Regions from separate parts of the Homo sapiens genome. Here all the other regions are linked to region 3. Evidence: chromatin loops called from intact Hi-C (ENCODE). Cell type or tissue: Caco-2. All regions are shown on one strand. Links, peaks and the distances in the headings refer to the core of each region. The heading gives the core; the rest is flanking DNA.

Region 1 (7,913 bases), core at 1,396-6,395, 87 kb after region 3:
AAGAGAAATGTTCCGAATGGCTGACTTTTTAAAGACAACTTGTCAGTTCACCAAATAATTCTTTGAGGGCTTATCCTAGTATACTTTGTCTCTCGTATACCTATACTTATACCTATAGCAATTATTACAGCTCTTTCCTGATGTATCAGCTTACAGCAAAGGCTAAAGAGGTATTTTTTTACATTCAACCCCTGATATACAAGTAATGAAACATACAATTCCTTTGACAGCATCAATTTACTTTGGCTGTTGTTATTGCTTAATTCCTAAACTGACTTATGTGAAATACCCTGATTCCTGGGGAGATAAGTGATTCTGGCTTAGTCCGTACAACTAAAACAAAGAAGAGTTTCATATTATCAACTCAATGAATATTTTCTTCCTTGAGGTTTCCTTTCATCAAATAATCATATCAATGCTTCATTTCCTTTAGTTAACACCTTATTTTAATGAGGCTTGATTCCAAAACATATAAGAATACACACACGCAAGAGGTACTATATTGAGTAAGTCAAGCATTCCAGCCAAGTATCCTATCTTTCATGTGGCACCAAGTGACATTTTGTAGAAGGCACAATGCTAACTATTCATTCTGCAAGCCTCAAAAAGATAGGCATGAACTACATGCCAGAATGGAAAAAGCATAAGCTTTGAAATCTGACGCTGGCTTCAAACACCATCTCTACCACCACTATCTCTCTGTGACCTTGAGCGAATGACTTATCTCCCCTCAGAGCTCTGTCATCTGAAAAATGGGCGTAACAGACTTACCTCAAAGGGGATGTGAAAGTTAAAGAGAATTTTATTGTAAAGAACATAGCATATAACCTGGAACATTAATAGACACTAAAGAACTGTAAGTTTTTTTCTGCCTCTCCATAAAATGCGATTAGTAATTCACTTTGAATTTGTTGTCTATTCACAAAACATAATGTAAACGATATCAGCTGTGGTGTTCTTTGTGATCACAATAAATTAAAAATTGTTTATCCATAGAATAACATTAAAGCACATTCATATACTGAAATTTATGCAGTCATTCTAAATATTTTTCAAATAATATTTTATGACAAGGAAATTTTTACCCTATAATTTAAGTGAAGAAAGCAGAAAAGAAAACCTGCATAATAAAAATAGTTCACATTTGCTGAGCATATGCTATGGTCCAAGAACCATGCTATGTACTTTATCTGCATTATCTTATTAATTTTTACAATAAACTTACTAGGTATATAGTATTATTATCCTCATTTTATAGAAGTAGAAATTAAGGTTTAGAGAGTTTAAGGAATTCATAGTCACTACGTAAGTTGTATAGCCAGAGCTGAAATCTCCAAGTGCCTGATTCCAAAGCTCTTTACCGACTATGTCATGCTGATTCTTCTGTACAAACGTCCTGGGTCCACCAAGAGCTAGTTTAAAACACACAAATATACACATGCACACACACTCACAACCTCACACAAATGCACATCTGAAAGGGAAACACCAAATGCTAACAGTGACAATCTCTGAGAGGTGGAATTTGAGCTGACTTTTAATTTTTTATCCATTTCAGTAGCTTCCAAATTCAAAGAGTATGTATTATTTTTAACATCAGATTTTTTTTCAAAAAAGAAAATGCATGAAAGTACTCTGAAAAATATAGACACAAATACTAGTATTTTTATGAAGCACTCATTTATTCCTTGATATATTATAGATTTGTGTTTCTTAAGAATACTATTCTTTTAAATTATTTTTTCTATCTAGTCCAAGGCAGAGAACATGTTTTTAAAAAAACTATTTTGTACATGAGTACAATAAAATATAGCACAGAAAGCACCATATGTGTTACTTGACAGCTATTTGACATTAATATGAGAGTCAAATAATTTGTGTGGGAAGAAAAATAAACCTCTTTTCAAATAATACAGAATTTTCAGCTTAGTGAAAACACATCCATTAGTGACACAATGCCATCAGAGCTCTCTCTGTCATGGTCACGTTACTGATACTGTCATGGAGCCATCTACACAGGCTGGCACACTGTTAGGACATGCCTCAGCCTGACGACTCTGTCCCAGGAGATGAGAATATCATGATGTGCTGGAGTGACACCTATGGAGTAATTTCCTGTCACCCCACCAATTCTCTTTAAGAGTAATGATTCTGTAAAGAGAATAGAATGATGTATTACATAGCAATTCCTTTGAACCAAACAAGTTCATGAGTTGAAATGATAGGTGAAGTTTGATTTTATTTTACAAAATTATTTTCTCTTAGATACATTAAAAATAAGGTGACTTAGATATGCTTTTTCAAGAAATTTTTCAGAAGAAAAATTAATGCAATCTAAAAATTACTCTCATGAATCTTATTCTTTATCATAGAGTTCTACTGTGTGGCAATAAGTAGACCAATAATGATCTCATTACTAAAGCATTTGACTAAGTCTTTCCCTGACTCTATGCTCTTGGATAACAAAGTAAACAAGTGAAAGACTGTCAAGCTAGTTTAAAAAAAAAATTCACATACTGATGTTAATAATTCTCTTGCAGAATGTCACAGGGCCCTATCTTTGGCCTGTCTTGGTCAACATTTTATCAACGACAAAGTAACATTTCCAAGTGTGCAATTGATAAATAAGTAAGAGTCTAACATCATTAATATATCGAATTTAAAAATTTTAGAATTCAAAGCTGTCTTGATAAAGAGGAAAAATAATTTAACAAAAAGAGACAAAATGTAGAAGGATAAATGTATGTAAAGTCCTCTAAGTAGGCACACATGATTCACTGCTCAAGTAAAGAACAAAGGAGACCTGGCTTTGTAGCAGTTGTTAGGAAAAAAGGCTTGGAAGTTTTCTTTAGCTTCGTATGTGAACAAACAATGTGCTGTTCCTGATTTACATGTGAGGCCCACACAATATTTGACTAGATTAATAAAAGAGTGCCCTGATCAAGGGAGTGAATAGCAGCCTGGTGTTTTCTACTGTTCAGAATACTCAGTCAGGAGTAGGCTGTTGCATTCAAGATGCTTTTTTTTTTTTTTTTTTTTTTTTGAGGTGGGGTCTCGCTCTGTCACCTAGGCTGGAGTGCAGTGGCGCAATCTTGGCTCACTGCAACCTCCACCTTTGGGGTTCAAGCAATTTTCCTGCCTCAGCCTCCTGAGTAGCTGGGATTACAGGCATACGCCACCATGCTCAGCTAATTTTTGTATTTTTAGTAGATACGGGGTTTTGCCATGTTGGCCAGGCTGGTCTCAAACTCCTGACCTCAAGTGATACGCCCACCTCGGCCTTCAAAATGCTGGGATTACAGGCGTGAGCCATAACATCCGGCCAGATGCACTATTTTTAAGATGGCATTGATAGAGTAGTGGGTGCCTAGAGGAATGTTAACAGGATGAGAACTATCAGTTAAGAGAACTAGCACTGCATAACCCTGAAAGGAGAAGACTTCGAGGAGGAGATACAATAGCTATGGTCAAATATTTGAAGAGCGACCACACAGAAGGTGCATATTTATTCTGTGGCATTCAAAGGGCGGATGGAAGACCAACAGGGAAGCTGCAGGGAGGCAGGTTTCAGTGCACCACTGGGGAAGAGGTTTTACAAATATCTGTGTCCACCTGTGCTTGATGGAGTATTGGTCCAATCACAAATAACATGAAGTCCAAATCGAAATGGGCTTAGGGTCCGGAGCACTGCAGACTACTGTCATTAGCATTATTTGGCTTCATAAAATGTTGACCAAACTCCTCGTTCCTGGCTGGTTCAAATGGCAACTGGGATAATGTGGAAAGAATTCCTGCATTTGGTGAGATGTTAGACCACAGTATCCATTTTCCGTTTCCATTGTCTGCTTTCTACACGTGTAATTTCTTATCACTGAGTTTCATGAAGATACTCCTAGTACACACATGTAAGTAATATCTAAATATGCCTCACCTTAATAAATGAGGGGAAAATGTAAATTTAAATGCAATCGAGAAGAGTCCAGAAGGTGAAATTCCACAAAAGTTTTCATATTATAAATTAGTGCTGCCATGGAAACCTTAGTTGATATCATCCACTGCAACCGAAACAGTTCTTGTTCAGGGAGTACCAGAACAATGAATGAGTTCATATATTCAGTGCTACAAACCAGCACTAAATAACATTTTTAATGCCATTATTTCTAATTTTTGAGGACGTAGATTTACATGGTCTCCTTGAGTGTTCATGATTTTGATATGGCACTAAAATTGAGGGTATGGAATTACAGTGGTGTGATCAATTGCATCAAGAGCTGACCAAGTCACTGGAAGCTCAGTACATGTACTGAATCCACCATTCAGATTCCACAGGAGAAATAAACGAGAAAGGAAAAAGACCTGCCAGATCAGGGCATTTGCAATCACAGTGACTGGCATAACATCTTCCCCTTTTCCCTTAAAAAATTACAGGACTGACCACATTCCTACAATAAACACTTGTCGATCAGGGCAGTATGTGAGATCAGACTCTCTGCTGTTTACAGCACTTCAACAAATGGGTTTTCTCAGTTATGTACTGGTAATCACTACAATACGTGAAAGTCAGCCCACACTGAGAACAATATTGCCTCCAATCAAAATCATTCTTACCTTAGCATACTAAAGCTTTTTCCCTCTTGTAAGCAACAAAAGCTACAACAAAAGAACTTCCCAAACACCCACAGCTAAGGAAAAAACTGCTCCAACAAAATAAGTGTGAAAAATCTGTCCCTGGTGTCCAATTCATATATAAATCTTCTTTTTCAGGATATTTTAGTGGCTTTATTTGTAATCTATCAGCAAAGAATAGAAATAAAAGTTTATTTTGATGGCAGTGCACCTGACTATTCAGAGATTCAAAAACCTGCTTTGTTAATTGTTATGCTATCCTGGCAGAGGATGTAAACATGCCTTTTTTCCAAGGCTTCATGCTGTACCTATAATCTCAGATGAATATTTTCACAAATGCAAAGCATAGGGAGAATGGGACTTAGGCAAAATGTGAAGGCAACTTCCTTCTGGTCCTTTGTCACCCTTGGCTGGGTAAAATCTGGGCCCCTTGCCCCAGATTTCATATCCTCTTCCTGATCAGTCTCAGGGAAAGGTCTATAAAATTATTCAACATAAGGAGGGTGAATTGAGATATACTGAGATATGAGGATAAGTTTGACTTACCACCTCCATAGCATTTGCATTTTAGGCCCTGGTGCCAGGCACTTTATATTTTATCTTATTTAGTCACAACAAAATCATAACAGAATTGTAGGCGTTACTCACTTTGCTTCATACATGAGAAAACTGGGGTCCAGAAAGATTAAATAACTTGCTCAAATTCATATAGCCAGCAATGGCATGACTCAAAATCAGGTCTTTCAAGTGCCAAAGCCCGTCCTCTTTTTCTTCTAAATCATACTGGTCATAGGAAACTAAATAGAGTTTTTATAACGTAGGCTTTCACATATTGGAGAGCAAAAAAGAGAAACTTGATATTTGAAGTGCCCTTTTCAGCAGTATGGATTCTGAAACCACAACATAAAGGCGGCCACCTTTCTCATACACACATAAGACCAACCTTCCCACTAGAGACAAAGATATGAATGCACCATAATTTAAGAAAATCAGCCCTATATCTGTCTTCCTTTCTCCTTCCAAGTTGTACAAATGGGACTCAGAGACCAGCGGGACTGCAAACTAGCAAGAATATTTGCTCTCAGGGGTCTGGAGCCAGGGAAAAGCCAAGCTCCAGGCAAATTATTCAATTCTAAATATCTATCAAGTTTCCTGACCCTTGCTGGTAGTTCTCAGTACTAAAGAGGCCTAGAAGGGAGTAGCAGTGGCCCAACCCTAGGGACACTACTGTCCCAAGAAGGCTTGGAGAAACATGACAGGATCCTTAACTAAGACAACTTGGGGTCCCTCCACAAGAACACAAATCCAGGACTTGGGAATGCAGGAGACAAGGTGGAACCCAGTACAAAAGTGAAAACTTGTTTACCCAAGAACAAGACTGAGTTATGGCTACCTGGCTAAACTACCTGGACAAGGCAAACTGCATGGTTGGTCCGCGAAGTCGCTAAGCCTCAGATGAAAGGAAGCTGTATGCCCTCTGGAAAGGGCCTAAACTGGTCCTAGATCCTGCGAATGAGGGAGAAATAATCACATCAAGGTAGTTACCACTCCTCTCAGGCCATTTTCTATAATGTAGGACTTTCAAACTTCTGTTTTTAGCACAAGAACCTTTGCCCCTAACAAAATCTTATACAAAATGCCTACTCATGAAGCAAATAAAAACAGCCGCCCAGGTTGAAACCAAGAGAGGAAGTTCTCAGAATTTAAGAGTCCAACAGACTACAGCAGGCAAACCACCACTAGAGAAGACACTGAGTCACACTGCCTATCAGATTTCACTGGAATCTAATCCCACTGGACTGTTCTCTTTATAGTCACAGTTTCTTCCCATCACCTCTTCCAGGAGGGTTCCCCTTCCTGATCCAACCTGGTAAGATCTGGTTTCCTATCACAGGTTGGCTTTTCCATCGTGAACACATAAAGCTCTGCATATCTCTTTTTTTTTTTTTTTTTTTTTGAGATGGAGTCTCACACTGTCTCCCAGGCTGGAGTGCAGTGGCACGATCTCCCCTCACTGCAAGCTCTGCCTCCCAGGTTCACGCCATTCTCCTGCCTCAGCCTCCCGAGTAGCTGGGACTGCAGGTGCCCACCACCATGCCAGGCTCTTTTTTTTTTTTTTTTTTTTGGATTTTTGGTGAGACGGGGTTTCACCGTGTTAGCCAGAAGCTCTGCATATCTCTTAAGGCAACAGGTGCTATCTTCCAGGTCTTTCTGACAGTCCGTATGCCCTTCCCTCAAAGCCCTTCAGGCCAACTCATCCACAGATTACTGCCCTCAGTGTCTTAAGGCATAACTAACTTCTGTAGAGCCCTTATCAGTGTGGGTCACATCATTTTGTTTGACACATTATGACTGTATGGTGTGCATAATATTCGGACTCCAGATTCGTTGATTCATTAATTTGTTCAGGATCCTACAGCCAGACAGTAGGGGAGTTGGGACTTAGCCCACTAGGAAGAATCAACGGCAGGATGGGGAATCTCAGAGACCTGGCTCTCAGGGTTTCAGCTGGTGCCTCACAAATAGGAGGCTTCCAGGGAATGTGATTCCACTTTCCCTTCCCTTGTTCCTCCTGTCTACCTCAAATCCTTCCTCTACCATACCACGAGAATTCCTGCCTCCCACTTCTGATGATGGCTGGGTGGGCCTGCTGAGACAGATGTGCTTTAATAGTGCTTTCCACACTATGCCCATTGTACATGTAACTCCTGGCTATAGCGTTCAGAAGCTGTCTCTCCAATTCTGAATCTTATCCAAACATTTCATACCTCTGGACTGAAAAAACTGAGCAACTGCTACTTCTCTATGCCAATAGGGCTGACTTAATCATTCAAAAAGCTCGTGGGCTTGGCTCGTACAGGATGCATCTCCTGGGAATGAGATGTTCCCTAACAATGCTGTCCAACAGAACTATAATGTGAGCACACAGGTGATGTTTAATTTTCTAGTAATCACATTTTATTTTATTATTTCTTTATGTCGCATGGTAACGTCCACTAAGTAATCACATTTTTAAAAATAAAAAGAAATATGTGAAATTAATTTTAGTAATATATTTTGTTTAACCTACTATATCAAAACTATTGCTGTTTCAACATGTAACCAATATTACAATTTGTTAAATAAGAAATTTTACATTTTTTTATATAGTCTCAAAGCATGGTGTATTTTACACTTACGCACATCTCAACTTGGACTAGCTGTATTTCCAGTGCCCAACAGCCACATGTAGCTAGTGGCTACAGTACTGAACAGCAGGTCTATCATCTCGCCTCTATTCCCATCCC
Region 2 (7,913 bases), core at 1,721-6,720, 54 kb after region 3:
CCCTAAAGCGTTATTAGTCATTTACCAAGCCATCCTCAGATTTTTATTTCCTATTGAATCTAGTTGATAAGTTATATTGCTCATTTGCATAATTCCATTTCCTCCACTATGTCTTTGATCCAGAGCATGACATCATGTAGTCAGAGAATGGAAAATGTTTCTATATTTTGGGAGAAAAAAAAGCAATGTTTGTGATAACCCATTTTTTTCCCTCCTTCTAAGCTAAACACTTATAATTCTTAACACATGTTTTTTTCTTGGAACCATTTTTTTACTTCTGGCTTTATGTAAAATGTGAGAATTTTCTGTCTCAGAAAATGGCACTAGTTCATCTCTTATGATGTCCCCATTGTATGTTCATTGCCAGTGAGACAAATCTGTTTAGTGCCATCATTATTATTACTATAAACAGACCTGTATAATGTGCTTTTATGCATGTTTATCATTTTCAGTTTCAGAACTGTGTTATTTAGGCCTTGATCAGAAAGGTTTTCATATGAATAATGAGCCTGACTTTCTGGTCTGAAATTCCAATACACTTTATAGATAGATACACATAATACCCATTTACCGTGGACTGACTTGTAATTCAAATAAGAAATTCAAAACCACAGGTGTAAATGTACTATTAGTGTTGGGCTTTGACTTGTAAACAGGAATATAATTCATGAATTCCGTTAATTATTTAGTCAACCATTACATAGATATTTCTCAGTCAAGTTGTAAAATCTTAACATTCAGGTTTTAAGTGTGTTTTACAGGTACACACGATAATCTTAATCTCTAAAGACTTGGAAATAAGGAAACAACCTTCTTTATTTCCTTATGAAATAAGACTCAGTCATCTAATTTTCACCTTCCAGGTGTAAGGATCTTATAAAATAGCATAATACTGAAGTCAGAGACAGTCTGAAATTGTCTGAATTATATTCTGTCTTCTAATTACCTGCAAATGTGTTTGCTTCACTGTTTAAAAAGACATAGATGTATGTGTCTGCATAAACATATTTGTATACACAGTGGAATACGGAATGGAAGGAGAACTCAATTCAGAACTTCTAGTCCTGCTTTCCGCAACTCAAATGTATCAAGTTCTCTGACTCCCAGTCTCACCATCTGTAAAGCAGCTGTGAAGAACAATCGTGTGTGGAAACCTTTTGTAAAGAGTGAAACAGAAATCACTAAATGCATATGAGATTTGTGTGTTTGTGTGTGTGGTTGCTATAGCTTGACCCAATTCACAGCAACATGACAATGAATGGGGCTTGTCCTCCTTATCTGTCTCACAGACATCCAGATTTTTAAAAAGGATACTTGTAAATCCAAATGAATCAAAGTAAATGAAGGTAGAAAGAATCACACCACATTAGAGAAAATACTGAGGAGCCCACCAGGTCCAGCCCAGAGGCTATGTCTGGGGTGAGACCCCCTAACTGTGTCTTTTGCACAGCTTCTCCTTCCATTCCAGAAACCACGATTTTTCCAGAAGGGCCAAGTTTTTCCACAGGCGGTCTCCACAGCAGTGCCACAGTGGCTCTGGCATTGAGGGGGACAGACAGCAGGCGGGTGAAGGGCAAAGAGGGGAAACAAAAGAGATGTCTGAAAAGGGAGAGATAGAGGAAGGGCGGCCTTTTATGTCTACGGGAAACCTGTTTGTCAAGTTCTTGTAAGTCAGGGATTGTACGTATATCCAACCATACTTTACTACAATTAAAAAAAAAAGTCATTCACGGTTGACATTTCCTAAATGTCATGTATAGCTACGAAACACAACCCTGGCAAGATGTCAAAGGTACTGCCTTTGTTGTTAAAATCTGGTTTGTTCAGGCACAGCAAATAACTAACAAACTCATGGCCATTTTCTCTTAAATCGAAAAATATTTTCTGATGTATCCCAAAAAGCGCTTTTAAAATACATCTACAGACAGTTAAAAGCTATTTGTATTTTCTACAAACTATCCCTCCAAATGGGAAGAAAGGAGAGGAATAAGAATCCTTGGCAACAGCTAGCCTCTCGCAATGGTGAGGGCTTGAAAGGCACGAGAATGAAGTGGGTAAGTGGGAAGAAAAGGCTGAACTCCATTCTCTTTTTTTTTGAGACGGAGTCTTGCTCTGTCGCCCAGGCTGAAGTGCAATGGCACAATCTCAGCTCACTGCAACCTCCACCTCCTGGGTTCAAGCGATTCTCCTGCCTCAGCCTCCTGAGTAGCTGGGATTACAGGTGCCAGCCAGCATGCTCAGCTAATTTTTGTATTTTTAGTAGAGACGGGATTTCACCATGTTACCAGATTGGTCTCAAACTCTCGGCCTCAAGCAGTCCTCCCACCTCGGTCTTCCAAAGTGCTGGGATTACAGGTGTGAGCCATCGCGCCCGACCTGAACTTGATTCTTTACTAGGGCTGGCTACACTGTCCAAGACCTATGGCTCCACTTCTAGGATCACAGGGTAAAGTTAAAGTCATCTCATTGTATGAGAGCGAGGAACATCAACACCCCTTTCTATTCAGAGCAGAGAGCCTTCACTAAATTCCATGGTCTTGGCTATGCATCTTTCCCTCTTTGGGATAAATGACAGGGTCTGAGCTAATGATTCACATTGTTAAAATTACAGACCGAGGCAAATAATTATTCATGGTTAGTTAAGCTTAAGTTTGCTCCAACATGCCTTCCTGAAGTGATTCCTCTCAAAAACAAACTTACTTGGGAAATGTTTAACTTCATTAAGCCCTCACTGACATCAAGAAGGTATATTTCCAATGGACACCACCATGCAAAATATGGATTGGACAACTTAACTGAAGGCCCACTTTGCTATTTATGGAATGTTCTCTTCTCACTATAAAGAGAGGACCAGAGTTCTGCCAAGAAAATGTAAAAGCTGTAGTTTCCTACAATAGTGGTGCATATTTCTGTTTTAGACCACGGCACAGTACTTGTAGAAGTCATTGCTTCAGTAAGAGTTGATTATGTGTTCATTTCTCAAGGACAATGGGTCTGAGTGGCAAATACCTTCAGAATTTTTTTTTTTTAGGGATAAGCTAAACTAAGTCAGATTTCTTTGTGAAATAGGGGATGTGGCAAAACAAAGGGTGGTTAGATTCAAAGTTTGAAAATTTTGGGTATCATAGCTATTGGAGGTAGGGAATGGTAAAGGGTTGGAAGAGGGTGGAAATATCCAGGGACCACATCCATTTGCTCTTCTTGTTTTCTGCTTCAGGGGTAGTGACTTCTTTTGAAAAATGAGAGGTTTATTTTCATAACAGGCAGTGAGGAATAGTTAGGCAGATGTGTGTGGGTTGGTTCTGGCCCTTGATTAGCAGACAGGAATGATACTGCCTTTAAGTTTCACCAAATATATCCGTCAAAACACATACAAGGGACCTCCACTTGGATTGCACAATCAAGATCCCAAATTTCAACGCAGCGATCAAGCTGTTTTAGGAAAGTTTAAATGGAGCCAAATTTCCATTTCCAGAACTGTTCTCAGATGTGGTTAACAGATTACATGGACTTTTTCATCTCCTCTTCTTTGCTCCTCTAGGTTGAAAAGTCTAAAATCAAGGTATTTTTGAAAATTTTTCTGTGTTTTGATCAAGGAAGTCCTTGATAGAGGCCAGATGTCATTCTGCTACCAGAGTATCCTTTCTCAGAACCACAGCAAGAATGTTCCCAAACCTTTTAAAGAAAGTACATGCCATGTACAACATGTAGATGCTGTTGTCAGAGTAGTTCAGACTTTGGGCAGCTAAAATTGGAATGTGGCTTTGAGAACACTAGAAAGTTCACTGTGTGGCTGTGCATGTGTGTCAATGTGGGTGTTCCCCTCCCCTGCTTTCTCATTTTTTTCCCTCATACATGCAGGTTTTTGTGCTGTTAATCCTCTTGGAATGTAGCTCTTATCAGCACCTAGAGGAATTCATTACCCCTTCACCTTCGCTGTTCACCAGCCCATGAGGCTAAGGAACAAGAAAGCAATTGTCTGCAGAGCTGAACCCTGAATTCAGGTGTGCTGGCACTGAGTTACTGTCTACCTGATTTTTCCTATAATCAAAAGGGAAGGGGAAAAATTAATAATGCTTCCCTCTCCAAGGGAGCAGGAGGAAAAGAGCCTTCAGGAACAGAGGCTAAGGCCCCCTGCCATTAAATCCAGCTATTCTAGAGCTAAGGGTTAAAAAAGGAAAAAAAAAGCAGCAGGTTAGCAGATTCACAAGAGATCCTAAGCTGTGTCTGCGTAACAGAGCAAATGATCAATACAGTGGAGGTGAAAACTAGTTAAGCCTGTTATTTGGGATAATGTTTAAAAGAGAGAGAGAAAATCGAGCTTGTTTACCATATATATATATATATATATATATATATATATATATATATATATATATATATATATATAAAAACTGCTGGTTATATAGCCTCAAAACCAAAATATTTTGTATTTTATATAGAGCTGCAAAAACTCATTTTATGGTCTTTAAGTATATGCCCTTTTCTATCACCCTTAAATTGTCAGTTTTGTTCACACAAGAAAAGAAACTCAGAATACAAATACAGCACTACCTTTTTTGGTTGTAAACCATGAGGCATTGCTACACTGTCAGGCATTTACAAAAAGCAAAAGGCAAGACACAAACACCCATCAGTCTCTGGCTCTTTCTTCAAGCACGTAAACTGAGATGTACACTGAAATGGGAAACTACCCAAGCCAGAAAGGTAGCCAAACAGACTGGAAAAGAGATATAGCAACATTCTTAGAATCCATTAAAAGGCAATAGAAAGCAACCATTAACTGAACAACACTCAAACAGATTGACAAGATAGAACTGAAATGGCACAGGGGGCTTCCACCCTCTTAAAGAGCCGTGTCAAGGAGCAGGGGATTTATAACCAAAACCCTCAGATATTTCTAGAAGCCAACAGGGAAACCTTATACCAAAGACTACATCATTGTTAGCTATGTTTTTACAAGGTTGATTTATAGTTGCATCAAAAAAAAATCTCAATCTATAACTCCTCGCTACTGAAGGGAGGAGTGAATAAAAAAATTTTTATGCCCCATCCTTCAGTTTAAGGCTATGTAAATCAGTCATCAATTCTGAATATTGTATTAGATGAATCCCTTTGTTAACAATTATGCGTGTCAGAACACCAGGAATAATTTAGTATTAACCAAAATACATCAGGTGTTGGAGAAAAGTTACTGACAAGGTAATATATTTATTTTTTTAATGGGACAGTTTAGTTCTCGGCAAAACAAAATATGTGCCATTCATTTAATTTTAATTTCTCAGGATTTTGAAAAGTATCTCAACTTCAAATGTTTTTACTGCAAATATATTACTATAGTCACAAAATCTTCTAGCATACATTAAGTTTATTCACTTAGCAAACATCATTCCTCTGTATTCCCGGTACTTACATGCTTGGAGAAAAGCTTGCTATTGTTGGTTAGTGCATCTAAAAACACAAACACTGAGATGTTTGGCACTCCCTCCCAGCAAGTGCTCAGCTACAGAAGAAATACACAAATGCACTTCTCCCTCAGAGTTCGCACTGCTTTCCACCCATTGATTTCATAGTGGTGCATTTCATTTTCAAAACACTTGCATAAACATGATTGTGAACCATGCTGTGAGGTTAACTTTTGGTGATAACACAAAACCTGAGAAGATTTGTTTTTCAGAAGGTTCTTGGCAGTGACTGAACATATGGTGTGATCTTTGTGGAGGGTAATTCCTCACTTGCTTCACCCATTCTCTGTATTGCTGAAGCCAAGAGCCTCAACATTCCAAAGGAAACAAAAAAAAATTAACCACACTCAGCCCTAGTCAGTCACTATCCACAGGATTTTAGGTCTACTTAAAATTTAAATTTAAGCCAGGCATGGTGGCTCATGCCTATAATCCCAGCACTTTGGGAGGCCGAAGTGGGCAGATCACTTGAGGTCAGGAGCCGATGACCAGCCTGGCCAACATGGTGAAACGCCATCTCTACTAAAAAAACAAACAAACAAAAAAACATAGCTGGGTGTGGTGGCACACACCTGTAGTCCCAGCTACTTGGGAGGCTGAGGCACGAATATCGCTTGAACCTAGGAGGCAGAGGCTGCAGTGAACGATCGTGCCACTGCACTCCAGCCTGGGTGACACAGTGAGACTCCATCTCAAAAAATAAAATGAAATCAAAATAAAATTTAAATTTAGAAATTTGCATTGAGAGAAAAATTTAAATAATATATTTTTTAAAATGGCTATTAACATGGGGTGGGGGTGGTTAACACTGTGCTGATCTGTTTTCTTCCAAAACCTGCTTGGATGGTGAGAAAGTAATTTTTAAAAGGTATAAGCCCAAAAGGACAACAAATGAGAAGATGAGACAAAAATGGCTGAGGCATGACACAACCATTCAGAAAGAAGGAAAGCAGACAAAAGAGTAGGAACTTGATTCAGCAGAGGCCACTGAGACTTAAGGGCCCACAGATAAGAATACAGAGAAGCCAGCCGTCTGGCCACCAAAGAACCCCTGGAAGGCTGAGAGGGGGAACAGACCCACCTCACTCACCGTAGCCACGCAACCATCCCTCTCAACCCTGTGGGACATATGTGGTTTCCTCTCTAGAAAACTGAACCCAAGAGGCTGAGACCCCAGGCATTATGGAGGGCAGGCTGAGGGTCCAGGTTGAAAACAAGGGCCTAGGAGGAAGTCTCTCTGGGCACTAACAGTGAGGCCTCCAGCTCTCTCCCATTCAATAGCCTGGGGCAGTGGCTACTCTTAGACCCCCAGGCAGGAGATGTGAATTTCATTCCTGGGTAATGGAGTGACCACAGTGGGAAGACATTTAGATGTTGACACTTTGGTGGGAGGACAAAGTAAAAGGTGGCTTCCAACAAACTGAATTTGCTGAAAGGAATGAATTCCTGCCCTTCAGTGCTTGGATGAGAATGGCAATTAACAGGAGACCAGAAGGAGAAGGTTAGAGGATAAACAGGGTATAGTCATTAATTCCCCTGACCTGGGCATTGAGAACCTTGGATTTCACTCTTGCCTGTGTCTTTGACTCTTTTTCTTTTCTGAGACGAAGTCTTGCTCTGTTGTCCAGGCTGGAGTGCAGTGGCGCCATCTCAGCTCACTACCACCTCTGCCTCCTGGGTTCAAGGGATTCTCATGCCTCAGACTTCCAAGTAGCTGAGATTACAGGCATGTGCCATCACATTCGGCTAATTTTTTTGTACTTTTAGTAGAGACGAGGTTTCACCATGTTGGTCAATCTTGTCTCAAATTCTTGACCTCAAACGATCCACCTGCCACAGCCTCCCAAAGTGCTGGGATTGCAGGTGTGAGCCACCATGCCCGGCCTACGTGTCTTTGACTCTTGATGTAGCCTGTGAGTCATTTCTCCTTTCTAGATCTCGGTTTCCTCATTTGTAAACTGGAGGCTTATGACCCTAGGGTCCTGCTATTCTGAGATGTTGGAACACTCTTTCCAGAAGGTCTAAAGTGACAGACGGAATGCTGGTGGTCTCTAACGTGATGCCAACTACAGGCCTGAGACTTTGCTGACTTCTCAGGGTCCTTCTGCTCTCTCAGCAAGTGGCTGCCATTCTTAGATGTGATGCAATAACACCATTCTTCTTTTTAAAAAAGGGCTGTTTTAAACAAATTTGCACCGAAAGTACAGGACAAGATCCTAAGATAGTAAAAGCACCTAGGATATGCCAATACTGACTCTCCATTTTTCTACACAAGAAAGTAAAAGCATAGTCAGAAAGGAATAGAGCCAACCCAAATTCAACTTCTTCACATGCAAATTTTTTTTTTTTTTTTCTTAATGAAACTCAGGGGAAAAGAGTGAAAAACTCAATAATATTTCTCTTTCTTTCAAGGGCCAGCTCTGAAACGGAGTAATAGTTAACATTTCC
Region 3 (7,913 bases), core at 1,063-6,062:
AAGGGGAAAAAAATAGTTTCTGCTTATACTTGGATATTACATAGTAATGTTGAATTCTAGTAAATTTCTGGGCCAACCTCTGTTTCTGCTTTAATCACTTGGCTTGGCGAATGTGGAGACAGCGGCATTGTTTCTCAGCCTGTTATTTATAAATTCACTATGTTTATTTTCCTATGGAAATGTCTTTGAGAAAGATGGAGAAATTGTGTGAACTCACATGTGCACATAAAAATAAAGGAACCTCACTGTGTCACTCCTCATAATTCAGTGGTATCAAAAAGGGTTTAAGCATCTTAATCTAAAAAAAAAAGCCCTCATTATGCAGAGCTTTAAATATAAGGCATGGATGACCAAGGAAGAGTTATAGTGAGGTTGTGCTGAAAGGCTTGCCTTTGCAGTTGGAAACCAAGCTTCTGAGGACGGATGCTCCTGGAAGGAATGGATCAATCAATGCGTGACTAATAGTAGTTTGCATACGGAGAACTCATAAAATTCACGCCCGCAGCGGCTGTTTTGCAGAGGCTGTTTCTGGCGCAGCTTCACACAGCCTTTTACTTCATTGCCACAGCCCAGGCTAACACCTAAGCCACCGTTTGAAGCTGCACTTGACTGCCCCGCTAAAGGACTCTCATGCCATAAACAAAGTGGTCCCACCAGGCGGCCGCTGTTGGGTGACAGTCAAGATGGCTAGTTAGCGGTTCATTTAGCAACTGCTTTACCTTCCCAAAATTATGTTCCCGTATTTTGCTTCTGCTAATTTCACTCTGGTTTGGCAAAGTCCATGTGCTATCTAGAAACAGCATGATGTTTTGATGCCCCCTCTTGAGTGTTTTAGTCATGATCCTCTCCTCTCTCTGGGGCTTCCCTATCTGACTCCGCAGGCTCTGCCCCATGGCGCCTCAGGCCCGCCCTGCTGGCCTTTTGCTTGCACTAACTGGGCAGTGAGGCAGTGTGACTTTCATGGACGTTGTTTGGTTTCAGTTTCCCAAACTAACTTGCCTTCTCTGCACCTGAGCTGTCTGGTTAAGAGCCGTTAACAGATTTCCTCATTCATACTGTGCATCTTTTGAGCCTGTCTGTGATGACCCTTAGAAATTCTTCTTGGCTTCCTGATGAGTCACTTAAACTATGTCTGAGTTTCCAAAGTGGCTCTGACCAAAGTTTTCAATCCACCCACACAGCTGTGTGATCAGCAAAGACCCGGCATTATCAAATAAACATAAAATAACTGTTCTCTCTGCTTCCAGTCTCTCCCCTGCAATTCAGTCCCAGGCAGCTGCTCTTCCTGGAGTATATTCGTGACCATTTTACCCTCTTCCTTAAGAACTTAAGAATAAAGTTCATTATCTGCAACCTGGCATTCAACGCCAGCAACAATTGGGCTCCAACTTGCTTTCTAAATGTCTCTGACTTTACCCCTTCACAGACAAGCTCCCCATGCCCAGTTTTGAACCCCCACCCCCAGGCCGGGCTTTTCCAAGATATGTCTGAATTGCACATTCCAGGTGAAATGCCATGTGTTCCATGAAATCCTTCTCCATACCCCCTGCCAGAGGTCACCTTTGCCTCAACTCCTGCAGCCCTTGGTCAGCAAGTGTCTTAGCCCCTTTTCCTTTATAGCTCCAGTATTTGTGTGTGTGTCGTGTCTCCCAGATGGTAGGCAACGTGAGGGCAGAATCCTCATCTTGGCCATTTTTGGATAATCACCATGCCCATTCACAAGCGACTAATACGGTGCATGTAGTAGGTATTTAATACATATTTGTTGAGTGAGAGAATGCCAACTTATAGCTACACCAGGCGGCTGCTCTGAGTCAAAGGAAGACTCCACCATCTTGTGTGGACCATCCCAGCACTCTGCATCTACCACTCATGATAACAGTGGGCAGGTCTCACTTGATTGATGTCATTAAGCATAATATGGGTAGGGAGAACATATATATGTTCTTTAAATTTCAATAACAGAGACTGGAGGAATATTTATGAGATTTTTACATTCTTACAATTTTAATTCTGTAGAATAAGGTACTCATGGTATTTTGTGGAGTTTTAAAAATATGAAAAAGCACAGTAACTGCCTGTCTATCCTTCCAAGGCTCAGCTTAGCAGACAGACATTGGTTGAGCCCCCATTAAATGACAGGAGCTGAGGATACAAAGAAAAACTAGATACAGTTCTGCTGTAAGGAGGCACAGTTTAGCAGTGGAGCCAGAAATGTCTACAATAAAAGTAGGTAGTAAGTGTTGTACTGTCCTTATGAACAGGGTACTGTGGTGCTACAGAGAAGGAATTAACTTTGCTGAGTAAGGGTGAGTACTTTATAGAGAGCCAAATGTCATGGAAGGAGCGCTGGAGTTAGACAGACCTATGTTCTAATCTTGCTTCTGCTACATGCTAGCTCTATGACCTTGGGTGAACCACTTAAATTTTTGAAACTTGGTTCTGTAGCTGTAAAATGAGGATATTATCTTCTAGAGCCTATGTAAAAATGGAAAGGGATGATGCCTGTAAAGTGTTTCATATAGAATTTGGCATATATTAGCTACTCAATAGATTTTAAAAAGAAAAAAGTGGGAGCATTTGCATTAAGGGGTCCTTCCAGGTGTGGCTTTGAAGTGGAAAGACCATGTGGCTTGAATGTTGGTCAAGACGTATTTGGGGGAGACTACCTTGTCTACCCTTCTTCTTAGAGAACCTCCTACCTCCACAGACTTGCTAAGGGGTCAGTGGACCCAAGACTCTGTCCCCACTTTTCCCTTCTCTATGGTGTAACTGGTACAATGAGAAAGTCTATCTTTAGGGTGGTTAACATGGTTTTACCCCCTCTTCTTCTTTCATTTAATTATTTACTAAATGTCTACTATGATCAGGCACTGCACTAGAGGCTGGATACAGCAGTAACAAAACAGATATGGTCACTGCCAAAACTAGAGAGGGAAACGGATATAAACACAGAAATTAAAATATATCACTGCAACTTGTGCTAAGTGAGTGCTATGAAGGAAGCAATCAGAACACAGTGACAATGAATTACAGTGGTCAGGAAGTGGCCTGGCTAGAAAAGACAAAGTGAAACAATTAGACCCTCTGCCTTGAAGGTCTGAGCTATTCAACACAAAGGGAGAGAAGCTGGAGTGCAGATGAAGAGAGGCTGGACTTGCAACTGCCTCACTTTCTCTCCTTCCTGCTCCTTTAACTTTTCCTGAAGTCTCATGAGACGCTGCCAGACCTTTATAATAATAACCTCTTTTTTTTTTTTTTTTTTAAACTTGTGCTAGTTTGAGAGGGTTTCATTTTCTAGAGCAAGTATGGTGTGCCTGGAGGCAACATTAATAGCCGGGGCTGGAAATAAAAATAATAAAGCTAAATAATCCCGATTGGCAAAGGTGAGAAAAGGAAGATTTTAAATATAAGTCCCATTAGAATGTACATGACAGCTGGGAGAAGAGAGGCCTGAGACCTTTGCTCACACACTTCTTCCAGCATTGACATTGCCACCATTATTTACTTATGTGACTTCCTGCTCTACTGACAGGGAGCATATCTTTATATCCACAGGGTCTAGAACAATGGGTGGCATTCAGTAGATGATTCATAAATGTTTGTAAAAGGGATGACTCACTGAATGAGTAAAAGGAAGCAGGGAGTCTAGTAAGATGGTTACTGACATATTCTAGTTTTATTTATCCATTTTTAAGTGCATCTCTAATTAAGAATTAAGTATTACACACTATTAAAAAGCTTAATGGATTCAAGCCCAAAATGTATGGAGTGCCTCCTGGGTGCCAGGCAGAGCATATGGCTGGCTCTTTCCTTGAGAAGCTTGCAATCTTGGAGGTGAGCTTAACCTTATCCCCTATGATAAGGACAGCAATCAAGCAGCCAGCAACCTCCTCCTCACACCAATGGGAACTGGAGTTATTTATGGGTTTGCCGTTCCTGCAACTTTGAAAGGAGTTTTATAATCAGCTTTGGTCACATTTCTCAAATGCTGAGCCATTCAGAGATGCCTTAAAAACAGCTCATCTGTGTATGCTTTGCTTCACTTGCTGGGCCACTAATATTATCTACACAGTAATGGAGGTAGTTTTCCTATGAATTTTCTTGGGGAAGAAAATACTCTTTGCAGACCAGTACCTTCACATCATGGATAATTCCATAATTTAATTGCCTTTTCTAACATCTACTTCCTGCCAGCAAAAAATATGCATGAGGTGCTGTCATGTTCTACTTGGCTGACTTTTGGGGAATTAACACCAGGGGTACAAATCAAAACTAACTTTTTTTTTTTTTGGCAGGAAACCAGGAAGAGAAAGAATAATGCAGATTTGAAGATGGAAAAAAATGCAGTTTTTATAGAATTATGGGAAGTAAAAGTGGAGAGGATCTTAGAAACATTCTAGTTGTGGCTTCTCAAACTTTAAAATATATTCTGATCACCTGGGGATCTGATTGGGATGAAGATTCTGATTCAGAGGCTTGGGGTGGGTCCTGAATTCTACATTTCTAATCAGCTCCCAGCTGATGTAAATGCTGCTTGTCCAGGGATGTGGTGGGCAGAATAATGGCCCCTCAAAGACGTCCATGGCCTTATCCCCTGGAACCTGTTAACATGTTAGGTTACATGGCAAACTGAATTTGCAGATGGAATTGAGGTTGCTAATTAGCTGACCTTCAAATGGGGAGATCATCCCGGATTATCTCAGTGGGTCCAGTATAATCACAAGGGTCCTTATAATTTGATGGAGATGGAAGAGAGTCAATGGGACAGTGATGCAATGAGAGAAAGGCTTGGCCAGCCTCTCCGGGTTTGAAGATGAAAGGGGGCCACGAACCAAGGAATGCAGGCAGCTTCTAACAGCTAGAAAATGCAAGGAAGAGTATTCTCCCCAGGGCTCCAGAACCAGTACCTTGAGTTCAGCCCAATGAGACCCATTCGGACTTCTGACCTCCAGAACTAGAAGATAATCAATGTGTGTTGTTTTAAGCTGCTGAAGTTGTGGCAGTTTGTTACAGCAGCAACTGGAAATGAATGCAATGGACCACACTTTGAGAAACAAAGGCCTACACTTCTCTTCCTCCCTCCTTATAAGGAGATGTCTTTCCCTATCCCACCAACTATTACCTTTTAAAAAAATATACCTTCCAGATGGCAACCCTCTCCACAAAGGTTTGGGGGAATTCTAGCCATTCACTCATTCAAGCCACATTTTGTGAGGGAAAGTGAAATGAATCTCACACAATCTTTGCATCCAACGAGCTGACAAAAGAGTAAGGAAAATAAGGCAAAGTCATAAATAACTAGCACATCATTCTGGTAACAACGTTCTCTCTGAATCTTACCTGCTCCCTATTCTTTCTTTCATTAACCCAGACAGGTTCCCCTATCTTTCACCTGGACTCTGGAAAAGGCCTCCTAATGGGATTCTCTGGCTTGGTTTCTCCTCTCTCCAATCTGTCTTAAAACAGTCATTGCACAATTAATCTCCCCAAAGTGCTGAGCGTGTTCACTGATAGAGGGAAGGAGATGGCAGTGAGAAAGAATTAGAAGAGGGGAAGAGAGGAGATAAATTATGAAACAAGCTTCCACTGGAAATAAGAGAAACGTCATCAAAACCCATGTGGAATGGAAGGGAGGTTCTTCTGTTTTTCTAAGAATTCAGAGAAAGGAGAAAAGGAGAAGTGAGAGTGAAGACATAATAAAAATTTCAGATTGTGAAGGGGAAAATTTATGGAAACCATTCCTCTGCGTGAGAGTTTTAGAATTCGCTTTGGGGCTTAAAAAGTGGAGAAAGGTTTAGAGCTGCCCTTATGGAAATGAGATAGGAAATGACCTTGATGAATGATGGAATGCTGAGCAGGCCTGTGGGTCCATGGTGCTGGACTGCACAGATCTGTTACGGTGCCGATCGGCATGGCTTTCCCCAGCAATTCTCAACAAGCCAGAAGCAGGAGCAAAGCAATCATCCATAGTTACAAACTGAACTGTAAGAAATGTAGTGGTAGATTTTAGGGCTCAGAAACATAGGGGCTGAGTATCACTAAGGTGTCTGATGAAGGCATCTGTGGTCTATGAAGGGGGAGGATGAATTGGAACACTAGAGAAAGGCTAAGGGACAAGAAAGAACAGATGTTAAAGAGAATTAGAAGATGAGAGAGGTCAATGATAAGGACATGCTCAGAGAAGGGATGTTAGACATTGCCAGTATGTGGTCCCAGTGCTGCTTGCTGGTGTGTAAGTATAACCCCTTTTCTGCAGTCCAGCCCTTTGCTTTTTAAAAAGAACTAAAGTGTTCTCCACAATTCCATCTTTATAGAGTAAACGTGCTCTTCTGCAATTTTTCATAAGCTGTGCCTCCTAAGTTTTTACTATCTGATCAAGCTCACCTGAGCATATCCTGTTAAAATATGTTGCTATAAGAGAAGCACATTGCTCCAGAAGTGGTTGGATTAGAGCAGAGGACTGTGAGACCTGCACCTGCCTTGGTTGGGCCCCGTTTATCCATTAAGGGAGTCTAAGGTGGCATCAGCAATTTTAGGAGCCACATTAATTAATCACTAGGTCAAATGCAGGTTACTTGCTACTGACTCTCCTTCCGTTGAGTTTGAGACAAGTGTCCCCGGGCCTTTACTTGTGCAATGACTAGAACACAAAGGTAGGATTTTATATTCATCTTTCTTAAATTTCAATATGTAAGTTCTGACATATCACTCCAGCCAACTGTTATGTTTTAGAACCTTGCATTTTGCCCCATGATAAACAGGAATGTTTCAGCCATTCCTTCCAATTTTGTATCATTTTAAAAATCAGTTGACATCCTCTATATCTTAGATTTGTTATTTGAATTTTGTGTAGGCCATGGCCAAGTACAGAGGCTAGAGTATTACCATAAAAACTTCCCTCAAAGTTGAAATTAATCTTTTAATACCTGGTTCATTCATTTCTTCAGTCAGTCACAATGCACAGACTCAGAAGCTGGACTGCAGCAGTGACAGATGCATTGGGGTTTATAGTCTAGGAAGGCAAATGTTTGATGAATGTTATAGAAGAAGCAGTAAGGATGCTCTGGCATCTATAACAGGGGACCTGTCCTAGTCTAGAGAGTAAGGGAAGCCCCCTCCAAGGACTGAAGTTAGCTTAAACCGAGAATGATGGGTTAGTAGCACTATAGTTAGGCCAGGGGAATGGGAGGGAAGGTGGAACATTCCAGGAAGAGGGCACAACGTCTATGAAGAGATAGGACTGAGTGACTGGAAGAACATGCTCAAAGGAATGAAGGTCAAAGATTGCTGGAGCATTAAGTATGAAAAGGAGGGGGACTGTGGGTGATGCTGGAGAAGAAAGGCACAAAGCAAAAGTGGGCAAGGCCCTGGAAGACTTATAATTTTGAGGCTTATTCTAAGGGCAAGCCATTGAAGAGCTTTACTCAGGGGAGGAACATGATGCTTGTATATTAAAGGTCATTCCAGTTTCTTTGTGAATGTGTTGGAGGAGATCAAATGGATTCCTGTTAGGATTCTAATACTGTCCAGGGGAGAGAAAATGGACCAAGATGGGGCAGTGTAGAAAAAGACTCACAAATTTCTTGGGAGGAAGCAATTGATTTGCATTTAACTAGATGCAGGGAATGGGGAAGATGAAGGCACATGGGTGATTCCTTGGTTTCTGGCTTGATTGTCTATGTGGCTGGTGGGGTCATTTCCTGAGAAGGGACCAGTGGTGGTAGCTTTACTCTTTTGGGAGCCTGTGAGACATCCATGTCCAGATATCTAAGAGGCAGCTGAATCTGTAAATCTGGAGCTCCAGAAAAGAACTGAGCCAGGGATAGAGATTTTGGCACCATCAGCATCAAACTGAGTCTCAACCCTGGCTGCAAACTGGAATTACTTGGTGAATTTTCAAAACATAGCTA

What was found. Hi-C counts contacts between places; a loop is a spot of excess contacts. Peaks named below come from ENCODE experiments on the same cell type or tissue, not always from the same donor. Only the 100,000 strongest peaks of a DNase experiment are listed, where the experiment ranks them.
Region 1: a loop joins it to region 3, with 5 times the contacts of the local background. A loop is called at or near these places in 6 of 110 quality-filtered maps.
Region 2: it touches region 3 in a loop (3-fold over the local background); 5 of 110 quality-filtered maps call a loop at or near these places.

Annotation. Positions count from the first base shown.
Region 1 is chr2:200,314,695-200,322,607 of GRCh38, reverse strand. All of the region lies in intron 1 of SPATS2L (spermatogenesis associated serine rich 2 like), which reads right to left. Among named protein-coding and RNA genes, the nearest start is that of SPATS2L, 12 kb to the right of the region's middle. RefSeq lists a silencer at 448-742. In Caco-2, for the core only: no CTCF peak of the experiment used is centred there; a DNase peak (open chromatin) is centred at 3,549.
Region 2 is chr2:200,348,791-200,356,703 of GRCh38, reverse strand. All of the region lies in intron 2 of SPATS2L (spermatogenesis associated serine rich 2 like), which reads right to left. Among named protein-coding and RNA genes, the nearest start is that of SPATS2L, 46 kb to the right of the region's middle. In Caco-2, for the core only: no CTCF peak of the experiment used is centred there; a DNase peak (open chromatin) is centred at 3,913.
Region 3 is chr2:200,401,762-200,409,674 of GRCh38, reverse strand. All of the region lies in intron 3 of SPATS2L (spermatogenesis associated serine rich 2 like), which reads right to left. LOC101927741 (a long non-coding RNA gene) reads left to right here. Exons shown (of 7, transcript XR_007088047.1): 7 at 4,299-7,913. Among named protein-coding and RNA genes, the nearest start is that of SPATS2L, 99 kb to the right of the region's middle. RefSeq lists an enhancer at 3,116-4,315. In Caco-2, for the core only: no CTCF peak of the experiment used is centred there; DNase peaks (open chromatin) are centred at 3,504 and 3,894.